2 separate regions of the Mus musculus genome follow, and region 2 is linked to region 1. The links are chromatin loops, found by intact Hi-C in ENCODE. Cell type or tissue: gastrocnemius. All regions are shown on one strand. Links, peaks and the distances in the headings refer to the core of each region. The heading gives the core; the rest is flanking DNA.

Region 1 (9,421 bases), core at 2,056-7,055:
ATTGTGAATATGGGGGCAGAGTATAGATGGTCAATGAAGAGGATCATGGTACTGGTGGTAGTGATTCTGAACCCCTGAGTTGTCATGAAAATTTGATCTTTGTTCAACATGGTTATCTTTGGAGGTGGGGTGTGTGTCTGTCTGTCTGCCTGCCTGCCTGCCTGTCTGTCTGTCTCTGTGTCTGAGAATTCAGTTAAATCTATGGGTTTCTACCTCAAAAAAAAATTACTCATAGTCCAAGTTTTCCTTAGACCTGGGGGACTTGATGCCCCCCAGAGGAGCCCTATGCTAGCATTCTTACATCCGGTCAGGCCAGGCAGAATGGGGTTTGTCAGCACAGCTTCATCAGGCCGGCGCAGAGCTGGAGTACATGACATTAGAGTGACCCCTTCTTTCAGCACAGCACATCTGGAGAAGGGGAAACTTTTGTCGGAATATAAATATTGTGAAGTATTTTGTAATCTAACTGCATGTAGTTTAGATGTACTCGGAGTGGTTGAGGGGGAGAAAATCAATACCACTGGACCAGAAGTTGAAACAGTCAGAATGTCTTTCTCCTGTTCCAGCCTCTTCAGTGAGCCTTATTCTTCCCACGGTGAGAAGAGTGGCCTCTCCTGTCTACCCTTCATAACACAGGGTCCCCTAGAGGGGCTCCAGCAACCGCCTGGTTTCACTTCCTGATAAATGTGTGTGTCCAACACACACACACACACACAAAATGGAACTCAAAGACTACCTAACCAAGTCCTTGACTGGGCTTCTCCTGAATGCTCTTGAGATACTCCTCTGAGGCATTTGTGCCCCCATCACCTGGCATCCTCGTTCTCCCTGGACCCTAAGAACCAGCCCTCTGCTCCTGGACCAACTGAAAACAAAAGCAATTATCTGTGAGCTAATTAAGGACACGGGAGTATCACCAACTTGAAAAGATGAAACCTCTATAGCTCTACCACCAACTCTGAATAATCAGGTGCTGTCACAGAGCAGCTCATGTGGTCACCCACAGCAGGGGCCTTTGTGATGGTTTTGTTTGTTTGTTTTTGTTTCTGCTTTGTCTTTGGAGAAAGTGAAACCCTGAGGGGTATGGGGGAAATTGAAGCTCTGGGAGTTGGGGAAGTTACTGGTGTGTTGACTCTACCTGAGCGAAAGGAACTAAAACCATCCTTTGAAATATAATCAATATATCCAGGGCCAAAAGCAACACTCCTGGATCTAGAATGTTCCCACAGATGTCTCAAGCATAAGGAAGCCACTGATGGTCTTCCAAGAGCTACTGCAGTCTTTCAAGGGCCTAAGAACATAGGTAGAAGGAGTGACAGAATTGCTCACTGTGACAGGGTACTCATGCATGTCTTGTTTCTCTGGTCTCCCAAACAGTAAAGAATACACATGATGTTTATTGTCCTAGCATCTCCCAGAAACAGGATCAAAACCAAACCAAACAAACAAAAAATAAGACAAACAAGCAAAAGTCCTGTGACTTTTGTTCTCTACATTCTCCCTGGTGGCAGGGAATGACACTTAACTAGGGGGCATCCTTGAGCAGGTAGCCAATCTCTCAGGACCCGTCATGGATTGGCACTCAGAAGGTACAGCGTTTGCAGGGATGGCTCTGGGTTGCCTCATGTCAGCTCAGTAGAGCCTCAGTGGCTACTACAGAGAGATGAGCAGCTTGGAAATGGAGCTGAGGAGGAAGAGGAAGGCAAGCTAGTCCTCCCATGGCTTTGGGATGTGAGCAGACCTCTTCTCCTCCATAGGCAGTGAAGGCCAAAGGCTCATCCCTCCAGAGCCCTCATCGACATAAGCAGATTTTCATTGAAAAGAAAAAAAATGGGATGTCTAGAATCCTTGCTATGGCGTGAAGTCAGCTACTGCCTCAAGACAAGACCCATGGATCGACTGTGTGAGCTACAATCACATTCTTGGACCAGAAGAAAGAGAATTGGGGCATGTACTTGCCTCCCCCACCCGAACCTCTGATGACCGCCCTTTCAGCCACGACTCCTTATAATTATACAGGATCCCAAATCCTTTCTCCAAAAGGGAATCCTGATGACATCCTGTGCCTCCAGGAAAGCGTCCACTCAGACCTAAGGTCTAATCATCCTTAAGTTGATTTAGCATCCCCTTTCCCTAATGTACAAACACCCAAATGAGCAACAGTCAATAGCCTGATTGTCCATTCTGTCTGTTCATTGTATGAGCTTCAAAATCCTGTCCCCAGGGCTCTCCTCGCTGCTCCTATGAATATGTGCCAGCTAGCTCTTCCAACTCTATCAAGTGCAGATTCTGTTTCATCTGCTCCAACCCTACACATCCCCACACTAGGGGACTTCTCCTCAGTCCTCAGGCAGCCTCCAGTGGGGCTCTAATCACGCCCTCAAAGCATTGTTCATCACTAGGAGGAATGGCTGACTTAGAAAAGATCACCCTGTCTGCGGGCCTCAAGAGCCAGGGGTACACAAGGCCACATATGCAGTTTCCATGGATGTCCAACCCAGGTGTCTCTCAAATGTGCCTGGAGCCAAGTGGGCCTCCCTGTCATCTCAGAACAAGGCACGATTTCCTTTAGCTATTAGAGAGACACTAAGAGGCCCTCTGGTATCAGAAGGAGCCCTTCGCTGATGGCTAAGCGTCTTGGTCTCCAGCTGTCCCTCTACAGGACATCAAAGCATCTCAGGAGTAACCATCCCACCCCATTGTCCTCCACATCCTTCAGATTCCCGTTCTGCCACATTGAGGTGTTCCCTGGTCTAGCCCAGGGTAAAACCTGCAACAGTTTACTCTCTTGTACTACAGACAATATCCCCCAATCAAGGCAGCGTCCTCTCGTTGTCTTCTGCCAGTGAATGGTTACTTTGTTGCCCCTTTCTCCACCCCTGCGGCCCTTCTGGATGCTAATGGAAATCCTCTGAGAAGCAGGGATCAGATGCAACTGACTTGGCAATGCTTGGGAAGACACAGAGCTGGTAGCCACAGGTATTGGAGCCTCTGGTGAGACAAACCCCTGTGAGGAGCTGGTGGGGAAACTTCAGCCTTGTCACTCCTAAATTGTCTTGGAGAACTAATCCCTCGAAAGATTCAGATCTTGGGATCTGTCAGCGTCCTTTTGCTGGAGAGCAGCCAAGACAGGAAGAATACAAAAGCTGAGGCATGGCCAGGTCAGCTGCGGTCTTCCATGGCTGGAGCACAAGCCTGAGCCTCTTGCTCATGGGCACCAATGCAGCTGTCACACACAGACACACCGTGACACAGACAGATGCTCTCTTTCAGGAGCGCGCGCACACACACACAAACACACACACACACACACACAGAGACAGAGACAGACAGACAGACAGACAGACAGACAGACAGAGATAGAGACAGAGAGACAAAGAAACGGAGAGAAAAAGACAGAGTCAGTGATAGAGAGAGGCATAGAGATAGAGAGACAGAGAGATGCAGAAACAAAGAGATAGAGACAGAGAGATGAGAAAGATACAGAGAAGGAGAAACAGAGGGAGAAACAGAGAGAGATAGAGAGACAAAGAGAGGGGGAGGGAGAGAGAGAGAGATGCAAATACCATACATAAGACACTCATGCATACTTACACCTCTGGCTCTAGTCCCTCCCTACCCTCTCAAAAGACCTCCAGCACAGAGCACGGCACACAGCAATAGCTGGCACTGCCCATGAAAGGCTGGTACTGATGCTGCATTGCTAATAGTCAGGTCAGGGCTCCAGGTCCTAGGGACTGCAAGTGGTAAGTGGTACAGGCTGATATCTCTCAGGCTGGGACCTGTAGGGACAGCTTTCAGCTCCCAAGAGGTCACCTTAATGGCATTTTCCTATTCCTTAGAAGAAACACTGGTCCTCCATTACTACTTAGGCACAAGGATCCAAGACACTGTGGAAGGTGCCTTGAGCCAACTTCTCAGGTGTGAGACATCAGAAGAAAGAGATGACAAAGCTTCAATGGGCAGAGGCAGGAAGGTCCTAAAGACAAGGACCTCCAGCAATATGGGCTTACCAAAAGTAGTTCCTCCCTGGACAGGAGGGGGTAGGGGGAGAACACAGAGTGGGACTGGAAGTCAGGGGCTAGATCAGAGATTTACTCAGCTGTATGAGAAACAAGCCTCATCACCCCCACTACCCTGCACCCTTGAGAACTGCCCCGAATTGAGCCCCTTCCCTATCCCTGCCTGTACTTCTCAGAGCCAGTCCTACTCCAGGCTAGAAAGTTAAGGCCCTAGCCATAGCTTATGCACCCTGCCAGCGATGTGAGCAGACCCCACTCAAAGCCGACCTCTGGGATTCTTGGAGGAAAGGGTTATATACCAATGCCAGGGCTCCTACATCTATGCCTGGTCCTCTTGCCTCTTCAGGGCCCTATCAACTTCCAGGAGCCTCAATACCAATTCAGGGCCCGCTGAACCCCAAAGACATACGTTCTTTGCATCCCTTCACTGCACTTTGAAGTTCAACCCCACATCCCGCCCAACTTCAGTCAGAATACTGGGGGTGGGGGGAGCGGGGGAGGGAGCCCTGGCCCAACAGGATAAGAATAGCTTCTACGGGGGGGGGGGGGGGGGGCTCCTTCCTTTACGTAGAGGAGGAGGGAGCTTGAGCAAAGGTCTGGGAGACCTAGGAGTCCAGAGGCTTGCAAGGAAAAATAAAAAAGTCACCAGGCACTACAGCACAGAGATGGTCCAGCTCCAACCCTGCTGCGTGTCCTGGCCACTCCCTCCCCTCGCCTTCCTTTCCTCCCCTCCCCCAGCTCATTCCCCAGCTTCATCTTAGTCCGTCCAGCAGCCCCACCCGCTGACCCCGCCCATCCGCGGGGCCGCAGCGCCCCCCAGCGGTCGAGTTTTCCAGGCATCCGCCCGCCCGGGACAGAGTTAAAGTGGGAGGCCCCTGGCTTGGTCCCCTCCCGTTCAGTCCCGGGCCGCGCCTGGGTCCCCTCCCTCCTACCCACTCGGCGCCCGCACCTCGGGCCGTCAGGACCCGGGCTGTCCTCGGGAAGTACCCAGGCATCTTCTCCAAGCCAGGTAAGCTTCTTCGCATGGTGTCCAGCTGGGACACGCGGGAAAAGGGGGAACAGGATTCGGGGGCTGCACCTCAGGGGTCTAAGGTGAGCACAGTTCTACCCAAACCGAAGGTCCTGCCCCAGGTTCTAGTCTCCAGGTGGCCCCTAGGCCTCTGTTCGACAGAGCCTGGTTGGGGTGCAGGCTTCTTATTCTAGACTCCACAGCTTTCTGCTCACCACTGACAGACCAGATCCCTGCTCCTTCCCCAGTCCTCAGAGTGTCTCACATCTGGTCAGACCCATGGCCATTGCTAGCAGGTCTGAGTTGTCTCCCAAGGGTTAAGGAACCTAAATTGCCTCAATGGGAAAATACGCTGTGACTTGAACCTGCACACAGTCCGTTGTTAGCCTCTCCGTAGGCCCTAAGGAAGAAGGGTAGTCTTCATGGGGAAGGAAGGTAACAGAGCCACTTGAACTAGTTCCTCAGATGGACTTCAAGGGTACTCTGCGGGAGGCAGAGAAGGGAGTCTCAGGTCCCAGCAGTGGGCTAGCCAGGTGCTCTCAAGGGGACACCTCGCCATCTCGAGGTACTCCCACTGTGCTTAAGGAGAGACCAGGCAGGAATCATAAAGATGAGGGTGGACCCAGGAATAATAAAGTCTGTCACTCTTGGCTCTATCCTAGCCCTGAGACTCCCTTGGGCACTCCAGTCCCTTGGGGACTCCAGTGGGCAACCTCAGAGACACCTCTCCTATAGACAGCAACACAGCCCCCTCGTGAAGCCTGGGTATTCTGGGGGTATCTCCATACTCATCTGAGGACATGGAGCCAAGTGCCATAGAGGGACAAGGTACCAACAAGGAACATTTAAGGTCCAGATTAAGTTGCTGGGTTCCTCCCCTTCCCCCAGTTAAATAGTTCTGGCTCTTGAGGCTAGCACACACATAGCAAAGGAAAAAAAGAAACAGGGCATTTGCAGCTTCATCTCACAGAAACTGGAGGTTACACAGGTGTCTGGGATCCCTTAGAGAGAAAAGGTGGGGCCAGAGACTGGGCTTGGACCTAGGGTCCCAGGGAACAGGTGATACCAATTGGGAGGGGTTGAACATAGGGGTTTAGAGCATCCATTCTGAAAGCTGTGCTTCAGTCTTGGGAACAGTGCGTTTCCCAGTGAAATGGTGTTGGGGAGCCAGCACAGACCTTGGAAGAAGTAGTCAAGACTACTGCCACTTGGGCAGTTTGTGTGCTGGAGGGTGGGTTCCTTCCTGTCCAGCAGTGATTTGCCAGCAAATCCAGTGAGCTCTTCTTTAGAGAGGCCTCTAAGGAGGTCTCTCGGCAGGGCATGGGAAGCTACGGGCATCGGAGGTTCTTTGATATGACTCTCAGAATCCAGCCAGCCTCGTTGTGTCTCTTTTGTCCATTCATGAAATCTGAGAGTCTAGAACCCCCACTGCACATGAGCAAACCTAGGGGTACTGCACATGAGCAAACCTAGGAACCCAGCCTCTGCCCTCAGTACTGGCTGGTCCAAACTATGGGCAGCATCTCCATGAGTGCCCACTGGAGATCCAAGACACAAATGCCAGATAGACAAGGGGCAGCTTCCTAGTCCACACGGCAGGGAACTGGCATAAGGAGTGGGGAGTTCTGTTCTGAGGGGCCCAGGTTCCACTCATTGCCCGTTACCCACCAGAGAAGCTGGACAGAACGCATGCCATCTACTCTCTGGCTCTCTGCTAATCTACCCATTGTGGTGTGCAATGCTTGAGGTTTGTTCTACTTAGCTATGTGGTGAGACCCTGGAGAGGAGGGAAAGGGGTGTGTGTGTGTGTGTGTGTGTGTGTGCGCGCGCGTGCGCACACACACACATATATACATATATACATATATACATATATATGTGTGTGTATACATACATATATATGTGTGTGTGTATACATACATATATATGTGTGTATGTGTGTATATATATGCATATATATTCTTTGAATAAATAAAGATGTACCCAGAAATGGAGGAGTTATATTATTTGGCAGTTCTGTTTATAATCTTTGGAGACACCTCCAGGGTTCTGACACCAATGTGCTTACATTCTCATCAGCTGTACTCAGGGTCCCAAATTCCTTTATATCCCCAATGCTTGTCATTTTCTAATTGGTTGGTTTCATGGTGTGTGTGTGTGTGCGCGCGTGCGTACATGCACACTCAAGCACCCAGATTCAAACCTAAGACAAGTTTCAACTTACTTGCACATGTTAGGCAAATGCTGTACCACTGAGCCACACCCCCAATCCTGTGCTGCAATTGTTTTTAATATTAAATAGGTGTATCAAACTGGCTATTAGGTTTCAACTTTCACCTGTAATTAATTTGAGTTTTCTTCGAAAAAGTTTTTGTTGATCTAGGCAAATATTTATGTTTTCTATTTATGGGGTTTCATTTCATAGACTTTCTCCATTTTTTTTCTAGTTTGTGTCTTGTGTGTCCTTTCTTCATCTCTATTATTCTCTGACAGGCATGGATGCATCTGTTGTGCCTTTTCTAGTCCCTTCAATTGTACACTAGGTTACTGATCTGAGCTCTTTTTGGGGGGGGGGGGTTTGGTGTAAGCTGTTACAGCTGTGAGCTTCTCCTCTTAGAAATGATTCTGCTATGTTTTAGAAATGTCTTATTAATTTTTATTCGTTTCAAGTGTTTTCTTACTTCCCTTGTATTTTTTTTCCATTTTTTATTAGGTATTTAGCTCATTTACATTTCCAATGCTATACCAAAAGTCCCCCATACCCACCCACCCCCACTCCCCCTTTTTGGCCCTGGTGTTCCCCTGTACTGGGGCATATAAAGTTTGCGTGTCCAATGGGCCTCTCTTGTATTTTTTTTTTTACTTGTTGGTTATTTTAAGAGCATGGTATTTAATTTCCACAATGCTAGGAGGTCCCAGTCTCCCCTTGTTACTAACCTCTAGGTTGGCTCCACTGGGATCTAAGATGTTCTTTAGGGTGTCTGTCTGGGCAAAGCTATTGACCTGGGCATTTTTGTGTCTTCCATTGCTTCCCCTCTCAATGAAGTGACTTCTCGAGTAATGAAAGGGCTGGAACTTCATTCTCTGCTTTATTTTCTGTCTCCATGTTGGAGTCATTCATTCAAAAGCAGTGATGGAACCACAGGAAACAGGAAAGCTGCTGTGTGTGCCCAGGGAGGGTCGTCTCGGAAAGAGCCCAGGAAGACCTCACATTCACAGTTCTACTTCAGGCTGATTCTTGTCACAGAGGCTGTCTGTAGCCATCAGAGTCAAAATTTTAAAACCTCAAATCAGCACGGAGGCAGAGATTCTGGGTTGCAGAGTTACTCCATTATTAGGCTCAAATCTCTGGTTTTCAGTAAACCATCGGAAAGAATGTGAAAGAAGAGGGACAGATCGTCCAGAATGGAAGAGAAAAGAATTGTCATATATATATATATATATATATATATATATATATATATATATATATGTATATGTGTGTATAGTACATATCTATATATCTATATATAGAGAGATAGTATATATCTATATATCTATGTATATATATAGATATGTAGATATAGTAGATATCTATAAAATCAGTAGATTTATATATCAGTATATATATATATATATGTAAATCAGTATATATATATGTACATATATATATATATATATATATATATATATATATAGAGAGAGAGAGAGAGAGAGAGAGAGAGAGAGAGAGATGAAGAAAGAAGGGGTGGATACGTGACTCAGTGGTAGAGTGCTTGGCTAATAAAGAGAAGAAATAAATCAATAGAACCTGTATATGAGAACAGCCCACTGGTAGGTCTACTAGACAAAGACTTTAAAATAGTCATCTTTAAAATGCTTAAAGAACTAATGGAAGATATAAAGGACATTAGAAAATAATTTATGGATAAAATGAAAGTGTCGATGAGGTGCCAGGAAAAAAAACTAAAAATAAACCCAAAATATGAAAAGTACAGACTTGAAATGAAAGTCTTACTAGAGAGAGAGTCTGAGGCATGTTTGAGCAGCCAGAAGAGAGGTTCGGTGAACTTAAGTCAGAACGTGAAAAACTGTCAAGTCTGTGGAGCAGAAAGAAAATTCTCAAGAAAAGTGAATAAGGCCTCAGAGGGCCACAGAGCATCATCAAGAGCAACATGTGCACTGTGGGAGACTCAGGAGAAGGAGCCAAGGGGGTAGAGAGCTTGAAGAAATAATATCTGGGGCTGGGGGCAAACTGCACAAGCTTTATCAATGAATATAAACACCCAAGAAGCTTAAACTCCAAGCAGGATGAGCTCAGAGAGGCCTACACTCAAACCTATTACAATTTAACCCCAAAGACAGAATCTGGAAGGCAGTAAGAACGATGTGTCAAATACAAAGCATCCTT
Region 2 (9,421 bases), core at 1,957-6,956, 150 kb after region 1:
CATGACTTTTTCTTCTCTGTATTGTTTGAATGTTTAGACTAACCATGAACTTAGCCAAGTAATACAAAAGCAAAAGCAGAAAATTCAAGTTTGAAAAAGTATTATGCAAGCCAGGTGGTGGTGGTGCACACCTTTAATCCCAGAACTGGGGAGGCAGAGGAAGAGGCAGAGGTAAACAGATCTCTGAGTTTGGGGCCAGCCTGGTCTACAGAGTGAGTTCCAGGTCAGCCAGGGCTACACAGAGAAACCCTGTCTCAAGAGGGAAACAAAGTACTATGTGTCTACAGTGACTCTCAGACCTTTCAGAGGAACCAGACTCCACAGGCACAGCTCGGTCCTCCCCTGCAGCACCATACTCTCCAGAGAACTCAGACCTGCACACGCCCAGGTTAGGAAAACAAACTATGTCATCCCGACCTCAAGTGAAGAAGAGATTCTTAAAAAATCATTTCAGAGCTGGGCATGGTGGCGCATGCCTTTAATCCCAGCACTCGGGAGGCAGAGGCAGGCGGATTTCTGAGTTTGAGGCCAGCCTGGTCTACAAAGTGAGTTCCAGGACAGCCAGGGCTATACAGAGAAACCCTGTCTCGAAAAAAAAAAAAAAAAATTTCAGGGGGCTGGAGAGATGGCTCAGTGGTTAAGAGCACTGACTGCTCTTCCAGAGGTCCTGAGTTCAAATCCCAGCAACCACATAGTGACTCACAATCATCTGTAATAGGATCTGACAGCCTCTTCTGGTGTGTCTGCAGACAGCAACAGTGTACTCATATACATAAAATAAATTTTTAAAAATAGTAATTTTAGCAAGCATGCCTAGGAATGGGTTTCATATGGCATTTCATACGCATGTATCATTATACCTTACTCTAATTGGTTCCCTTCCCTTACATCATGCCCCGGGCCTCTGCTGGCTATTTACCTATACCCCTACACCCCCAAGTCTCCCTTCTGTTTCCACGTCACATGTCCATTATCCTCTTTATCAACCTTCCCTTTAAAATCTCGTCGTCCTCTCAAACTCCTTCTCTATCATGATCCATACCCCACACAGTCACACAAATCTAATTCTGAACCTAGAATGAGCTATTTAAAGAGAAAAGGAAAGCTACGTGAGTGCTTTCCCTACCATCTATCAAGCAAGTGACTTATGGCTGAAAAGGGAAAAGAGTTTGCAAGTGACGACGTTGGAGCTGGAGAGATAGACAGGCAGCAGGCAGGAGCACTTGCTGCAATTCCAGACGGAGGCCTGCGTTTTATTTCCAGCACCCACATGGTTCCACCCATTGTAAAATCATCTGTTACTCTGGTTCTAGAGGATCTGATGCCCTCTTCCGACCTCTATGGGCATCAGACATGCAAGTGATGCAGAGACAAACATGCCAGCAAAACACTGATACACAAAAATTAAAAATAATTTTTTAAAAAATGTATTTTTCAAGTGACCAAGTTGAGGACTGAGAACACAGGCTCAGAGGGGCGGAGCTTGCATCTCCTGCTCAGAGCCCTGGGTGTGATTCTTTGCAATGCAGAAAAAGCGACAGGCAGCAGGTTCTCGGGAGTACTCACGTGGTCGAAAAAATGAATCACGGCGAGCTTCTTGCTGCGTCTGGTGAAGACCCGCTGGACTTTAGCGATTTTGCTGAAGTGTTTCTCCAGGATGGCTCTGTCGTTGAGGTAGTCGGGGATGTTCTTGCACTGGATGGCTGTGAGCTCTAAAGAAGACACGCCCCCGAGGCTGTAGATCCACTCTTCCCTTCGCTTACTCTGGCGCACAGACTTTCCCCTGAGAGAATCTGGAATTTAGAGAGCAGACAAGTAAGTCTGTCAGGGACAACACTTCCAGGCAAAAGGAGCCACCACGGGATAAAAGCCAAGATCGTGGGACTTAAAATCAAGTGACCACAAGGGACCTCACAAGAGCTCGGCAGCACACTTTTGTGGCACACACATGTTTAGGACTCACCTTCTTTCTCATCTCTACTTTCTTCTTCCTCTTTAGTCACAGCTGGAAGGCGGGAAGGTACCATGGTGGACTGACTCCCTCCTGGGACGGCCGCGTGGTCACTTTCCCCAGGTTCCGCAAAGCCACTCTCCTTGGATTCCTTGCTGCCCAGGCGGCCTGCCTCTTTATTGCTTTTGAAGACCTCCTGTATTGTCCGGCCAAACAAAGTACCTCCCCGGGGTCTGTTGAGGCGGACTGGCCGTTTATCTGGGGGATGGTCGCCCCTGGACAGGGGATCAGGGTCTTCTGCTGCCTCGTGGCAATGTCTCCTCGGGGAGCGATCCTGGTCCTCTTTCCTCTTTAATCCCTTCATGAGGGTGGGAAGTGGCTCCACCTGGGAGATGGCTTCCTCACATCCTTGGCGGAGGCTTGGTTTGTTAGCTGGGAAGGGCTCCCCCAAAGATCCTGGTGACGCTGTGGGGAAAGTACTGAAGCTACTGTTTGAGCTTCCAAACGCTGACGTAGAAACCCTCTTCTCTTCTTCTACATTTTGGTTAGACAAAGGAGAGGCAAAGGCAGGAGTATTACTAGTAACTGGTTTCGAAAAGATAAAACTTGAGCTAGTCACCGAACTATTTGTCACCTGTGGGAAAGAAAAAGGGGTCAGGCCTCCAGACCCGCTACCAACGGGATGGGAAAATGTAAAAAATCCAGAAGAAATCTGGCTCTGGGTTTTTTCTGGCTCTGACTCAGGCCCCGGTATCGGTTTGAAGACTGCATTTTCCAGAGGTTTAAACTTGAATTCCGTCTTCCGAAAGCCAGAACCTGCTACTTCTCCGGTTTCTGGCCCAAAAGTAGCGCCACTTGGGAAAACCCCAACACTAGAGGTTGACTTAAAGCTGAATGCCGTATTGCCGGGCACAGAGGAACTCGAAGTAGCTGCGAAAGAAGGTGTGGATTCGAGACTAGAGAAGAGTCCCACACTTGAGGTTTGGGTGAGTCCAAATGCTGGCAAGGAGGAAGAATGGCTTCCTCCAGAGGGTGTTGCAAAGCTTGGTACTTGTGAAAACGCCAGGCTCTTGCTGGGTGTGCTGTTCTGTCCAAAAAGGGAAGGCTGGCCAAATCGAAATGGTGATTTAGTCTGATATGTTCCCGTGGTGCTGGAAGATACCGCAAAAGCACTGGGCTGCTGCCCTCCGAAGGGGTTCACCGGGTGCATCTTCAAGCCAATTATCTGAAGGCAATAAATATGGACTATACACAAGTAGCTCTCCTCTTTAAATTATCTGTTGCCAGGGGAAGCTCTCCTTCATCCTCAGGATGACCTGGAAAAAAAAAAAAAGGTTAGGACATCACAGCATATTTTGCTCCAACTCTTAAATCACAGAAATTCTAAGACAATTATTTAAAAGGCAAGGGCACAACGGGCCGCCGACCACTCACAGATCAACAGGTTTTGGACACAGGGTATTAGAAATGGATTATGGTGTAAGGGAGGTTTAAAGATTTTTTTTTCTTTTTCTTTTCATTAAAGACAAGGTCTCGTAAAACGGGCTTGGTGGCGCATGCCTTTAATCCCAGCACTCGGGAGGCAGAGGCAGGCAGATTTCTGAGTTCAAGGCCAGCCTGGTCTACAAAGTGAGTTCCAGGCCAGCCAGGGCTATACAGAGAAACCCTGTCTCGAAAAACCAAAAAAAAAAAAAAAAAAAAAAGACAAGGTCTCGCTTAGCCCAGGCTTGCCTCAAGCTTACTACAATCAAGCACAACCTTAAGTTCCTTTCTTCTGCCTCGGTCTCCCTTCTGCTGGGACCACAGGTGTGCTCCAGCAGGCTTAGGTGAAGCCTGATCCGTTATGATTAAAATAAAAATGCAAAGCATTTTATTCAATTGATACCTTCTCGGGGAAAAAACAAGCAAACAAACAAACAAACAAAACCTCAGTAATAAGACGGGAACACATCACTTATCAGATTCTTGCGATCTCCAAGGCAAAATAAATAAATAAATAAATAAAAACACAAAAACCGTAATTTAAAATGTTACTGCTTTGGGTTCCTACCATCTCATTTTTCTCCCGGTAACTCGAACTTGCGATGCCCTGGTCTAGAAATAATAGCTTTTTATCCCCGATGCTTAACACTCCGGAAGCCGGCCGCTAGGTTAACAGACGCCTTCGAGCGAAGACTAGTGAAGGCCTTCAGCAACTCGGCAAAGACACAAGGGACAGCGGAGGCCGCGGAGGGAGGAGCAAGTCCGCCAGATACGGCCACTGTCGCCAGCGCTTGTGCTCGCCCACAGTCTGCGTGCAGCCTCTACCGGGCCCACCGCACCGCAACAAACCGGCCACTGGAGCGGGCTCTTGGGTGTGCGCTACGGACATCAAATTTGTAGGACCAACTTCCGGTCCTCCGCATCCGGCTTCCGCTCTCTGGGGTGTGCTGCTGCTGATCTTCCGGCAGGCGGCCCGCCAGACCCCCGACCTTCTTCACGGTCGGATTCGGTAAGTGCACGGCGATCCCGCATTGTGCGGCGTGGAAGCCCCTCGTTCGTGCGTGGATCCTCCAGCCTGAGTGCCCGAGAGACGCTGGACCCACAGCGACCCCATTTGCTCACCCACACTCATCCTCACCTGGTCCTGCACCATTGCAACCGCCCCAAACCACTTGCCTTATTCTGCACGTTGTGCCCAGTCTACCCTGTTTATTAGTTTCCTAGGGTAAATAAAGGTGATTTCCCTTAGCATTGCCACCAGATAAATCCCATCAAATAAAGTTTTATTGTGAGCGCGTGTGTGTTTTTACATAACTTATCACTCTCTAGTAGTTACGGGTCTTTTCTCGAACTTTAACCACAGGTTCCTTCCAACCATTTTTTTTTTTTTTTAAAGGGCTGGGTGTTCTTCCCGAAATGAGTTTGGTGATTAAAAATCTGCAGCGGGTGGTCCCCATCAGAAGAGTGCCACTTCGCAGGAAGATGGATTTAGTCAGGAGTATCTTAGGAGTGAAGAAATTTGACCTGGGGATCATCTGTGTTGACAACAAGACTATTCAGAACATTAATAGGATCTACAGGAATAAAAATGTCCCAACTGACGTGCTTTCTTTCTCATTTCATGAGGTAAATATGTATACCTCATATTTAAAATAAATATATATGTATGTATATATGTTCTTCTCGTACAGCTTACCTTCCTTCCAGAATAGTTCCTGTTAATTACATTACAGATCTGGTTATCTTTGATTTTGAAGTTTTCTGGAAATGCACTGAAGTCTAGCCTGGTGTGACTGTGCATGCCTTTAATCCCATCTATCCAAGAGGCAGAGGCAGTCGAATCTTTGTGAGTTCAAAGCCACCTTTGGTCTGCCTGGTTAGTTTAAGGCCAGACAAAAGCCACATAAGAAGCCCCTTTCTCAGCCGGGTGGCAGTGGTGGCACACACCTTTAGTCCTAATGCTTGGGAGGCAGAGAAAAGCAGATCTCTGAATTCAAGTCCACCCTGGTGTTACAGAGTGATTAACAGGACAGCCAGGGCTACAAAGAGAAACTCGGTCCAAAAAAAAATCCTCTCTATCTCAAAAACAAGCAAATAAAAAACAGAAATGAAGCAATATGACATAGACCCATTAAGTATGTCTAGCCCTAAACATCACAATTCCTCTATGCAGGGACCACTCTCACTAACTCAGTGCCCTCAGGAAATTCAAATAAGAGTGTCTGCAGTTTTAAGTGTACCTCAGTAGTAAATGCTTGGACAGAAAAGTAAAAACTGGTAAGCATTATCAACAGATTCCCTTGCGATAGATAGCTACAAGGAACCACATTGTCTAAATAGCTTCCCCCATTGTTAGCAGAAGAAATGGGAATACTCCTTTTGGGGAATGAATTGGTAGTAAATGGTGCTTCAAAGGATAGAAAAGAGAAGGAAAGAGCCAAGGATGCAGGCTTAACCCTGGAAAGTTAAGCCTTGTGATTGTGGCATAAAATAAGGTCAGGCACCCGTGCAGAGTGGGCATGGTGGTCAGGCAGAGACAGGACAGGACTCGAGGTGTGCGTTGGGAGAGGCTGGATGCAGTAGAATCAGTGTCGCCTGCTTCTAACTGCAGACAGGATTGGGCTATAGCCCGCACAAGATGGGTAGAACAGAGCCCAGCAGAGGGGACTGAAGGTCTACAGCATGTCTGAAGAGGCCACAGCTAATGAAGGATTTGTTTCTGTATATATATATATAGTGGATTATAGCATACACACGTTTCTTCCCCTGTCAAAGCAAAGTTCTTTCTGCTTTTCTCTTTTTTTTTTTCCACCCTTTGGTTTTTCGAGACAGGGTTTCTCTGTGTAGCTCTGGCTGTCCTGGAATTCACTTTGTAGACCAGGCTGGCCTCGAACTCAGAAATCCACCTGCCTCTGCCTCCCAAGTGCTGGGATTAAAGGCGTGCGCCACCACGCCCGGCTTATATGTAAGTACACTGTAGCTGTCTTCAGACACTCCAGAAGAGGGAGTCAGATCTCGTTACCGATGGTTGTGAGCCACCATGTGGTTGCTGGGATTTGAACTCCGGACCTTCAGAAGAGCAGTCAGTGTTCTTACCCACTGAGCCACTCTCCAGCCTGTTTCCCTTAACAGGAAAAAATGGCAGGCACACAAGTGGGGAAAGAGTGTGATTGTGTCCATATGCCAATTCAATGATATTGAATGTGACTTTGAGAGGGGTTGGGGGGGTGAGTAGATAATTTGATAAAAACAGCACGTGAGGGTCACTGTGTGATAACTGCATTCCACCCCCTCAGACTCTTTGATGGTCCTTAGCCTTCATTATGCAGCTTGAGCATCCTGTGGTTAAGAGTCCCGTGCCCTCTGCTAAACAAGTGAGCCAGGTCCTTGTAACCTGGTGATGTTTCTCCTTTTCAGAATCTGAAAGCTGGCGAATTTCCTCAGCCACACTCACCGGATGATTATAATCTGGGAGACATTTTCCTAGGGGTGGAGTACATTCTTCAGCATTGCAGAGAAAGTGAGGATTACTGTGATGTCCTGACGGTAAGTCGGGTGCGGAGCCACATACGCTCGCAAAGGAACTTCAAATGAACCTTAGAGAAGGTGGAAGAGGAGACTCCTGGTAACACACGAGCATCCACACATACCACTTGTATTGATGGGACTGGAAGCTCCAGACTTGAGGGAAGGAGAACACACTGGGGGGGGGGGGGGAAGCCTGGTGTCCCCAGGGACTTCTTCAGCTTTTATCTCTAGAAATGGGACCATGCTTCCCTAATTGAAATTTGCTGGATTGGCTTCTTATTACACTACCCAGAACAGAACAGGAGCCTCCACACTTCAGAGTTTGAAGGCAGGAGGGGAAACTAACAAGAGACGCGATGTACCAGTGTTCAGTAGAAGAGCTCCACTTTGGCAGAACACCCACAGCCTTGCTGTCTGTGGGCCTCCTAGAGTTGAAGAGTGACCCAAAGCAGGCCCTGGTGGTGACCCAGAGTTAAGGCCTTGGCCTTGACTGTCTCCTTGATCTCGGATAGTGCAGCCTGTGCTATACAGAGTTGGGGAAGTTATAATTCTCTGCTGTGAAGGAAGTGGCCCAGAGCCAGCAGCGGCACTGCCAGTTGACATAAAATAACACCTCTGCTTTAAAGGAAATAAGAAACTAGTTTATTCTGAGCCAAATGAGGGTGGCTACTGAAGCCAAAGAACAGATTTGGGTTACTGTACAACATGGAAGGGGTTGTGTGAACTCTCATAGTCCCGGAATAGACAAAAGGCACATGTCACCAGTGACTTCAGTGCAGACGTTAGACAGACAGTATACAGGGAGGTGGTGGCAATTCTGTAGGTTTCCCACACAACCACTGAGTGTCCCTGGCTTTAGGGATGGCCGAGGCTAGAAGTGTGTCAGACTAACCATGCTTTCCAAGAGGTGATCTGCTCAACATGAGGGTATTAGGGCAGATCCCAAGGTTCGTAGTAAATGGTTATTAGAGGGTACTAAAGATTGCTAGAGATAACTTTAGCTTAGCTTGCAGTAGTCCTCTCTATAAATCTTGGTGTTCTGGTCAGCCAAAGCTAGACATCATGCAGGCTCTTCATTAGCTGGGCTCTTCAGATCTTCAGTGCCCTCTGCTGGACTCTGTTCTACCCCTTCTTGTGCGGGCTATAACCCAATCCTGTCTGCAGTTAGAAGCAGGCGACACTGATTCTGCTGCGTCCAGCCTCTCCCTCCACCTACTCGAGTCCTGTCCTGTCTTTGCCTGACCACCATGCCTACTCTGCACAGGTGCCCTGACCTTGTTTTACGCCCTAGCCTAGAGGGATGGCTCCGTGGGTATCAGGAGCCACTGTTCTGGTGAACACGAGTTCTCTTCCCAGCATCTGGGTCAGGTATTTTACAACCGCCTGCCCCCAGCTCCAAGGTATCAGATGTCCTCTCAGGCCGCAAGGATGTCTGTACTCATGTGCACATATACACAATTTAAAAATAATAAGTAAATAAATGAAAAGATGTAGACTATACCACCCAGGTCTTGAACTCTTGGATTCAATCAATACTTCACTGCAACCTTCTAGACCACTGATACTACAACCGTGATTCACCCTTGCTTAATTCTATCTAGTCAGATTCCCAATACTGCCAGGGACAATCAACTCTTTTTACCTGGTCTCAACCCCAAACAGTGTTGCTCCACACTAATTAAGTGAACTGAGTGAATGAATTGTTCTGTTTTAGACAGGAGGCGATAGAGGTTGGGATGTAGCTCACTGGTAGCACTTGCCTAGACAGGAGAGAACTGAGTATTAACTCCAACCCAGGGCAGCAACTGTGTATCCTGCCCCAGGGTCCTGGCGTAGGACAACTCAGTCTTACAAGGGTCCTCTGTGAGCCCGAAGGGGCGGCCGTCTGGTAGATCATCCCCTGAGCTGACTTCTCAATTACTCCAACAGGTCACAGCCACCCATGGACTCTGTCACCTGCTGGGCTTCACCCACAGCTCCAAAGCCGAGTGGCAAAAGGTAGGAGGGGTACCTGTGCAAGGGGCTACCCCAGATACACCCTTAACCCTTAGGCTGCTGCCCAGCATTCCCCTCCCCCACCTCGAAACCCCATGGCAAGAGGCCGAACTACAGCCTCCATCCATCCTGCCTGGAAAGGTGAGGTCTTGTATTGAAGGCTCTGGCTCCTCATGATACTTCACTCCTGAAAGGCACCCTGGACAGGCAGGTGAAAGTTAAATTCCCTGAATGCTAGCTATTATCGATGGGGGTCAAGGGACACTTAATGTTCAGAAAAACATACAAAAAATAAAAAATAATAAAAAAAACCCTTACCCATCAGTTGGCAACAAATAATGCTAAGTCATGGTTTTTTTCTTCTAACGGCCAATGGGTACCACACTTAAAGCCCACTACGTTGTCCAATAGGCTTGGGTTACGTTTGTAGGTAATGTGTGTGCTGGTTATCTGCAGAGGCAGAGG

Evidence for each region. A loop is a pair of places that touch in the nucleus more often than their neighbours do. Peaks named below come from ENCODE experiments on the same cell type or tissue, not always from the same donor. Only the 100,000 strongest peaks of a DNase experiment are listed, where the experiment ranks them.
Region 2: a loop joins it to region 1, with 3 times the contacts of the local background. A loop is called at or near these places in 4 of 42 quality-filtered maps.

Annotation. Positions count from the first base shown.
Region 1 is chr10:76,618,861-76,628,281 of GRCm38, reverse strand. Col6a2 (collagen, type VI, alpha 2) reads left to right here and starts at 4,878. Exons shown (of 28, transcript NM_146007.2): 1 at 4,878-5,031. In gastrocnemius, for the core only: a CTCF peak has its summit at 4,848 (motif pointing left); DNase peaks (open chromatin) are centred at 3,136 and 4,826; H3K4me3 peaks cover 2,834 bases; H3K27ac peaks cover 2,706 bases.
Region 2 is chr10:76,463,795-76,473,215 of GRCm38, reverse strand. It overlaps Ybey (ybeY metallopeptidase), which reads left to right and starts at 4,102. Exons shown (of 5, transcript NM_172550.4): 1 at 4,102-4,442; 2 at 4,830-5,059; 3 at 6,851-6,979; 4 at 8,891-8,959. The coding sequence starts at 4,850. Mcm3ap (minichromosome maintenance complex component 3 associated protein) reads right to left here and starts at 4,314. Exons shown (of 29, transcript NM_019434.3): 1 at 4,002-4,314; 2 at 1,964-3,267; 3 at 1,567-1,793. The coding sequence starts at 3,161. In gastrocnemius, for the core only: a CTCF peak has its summit at 4,382; a DNase peak (open chromatin) is centred at 4,326; H3K4me3 peaks cover 1,940 bases; H3K27ac peaks cover 1,835 bases.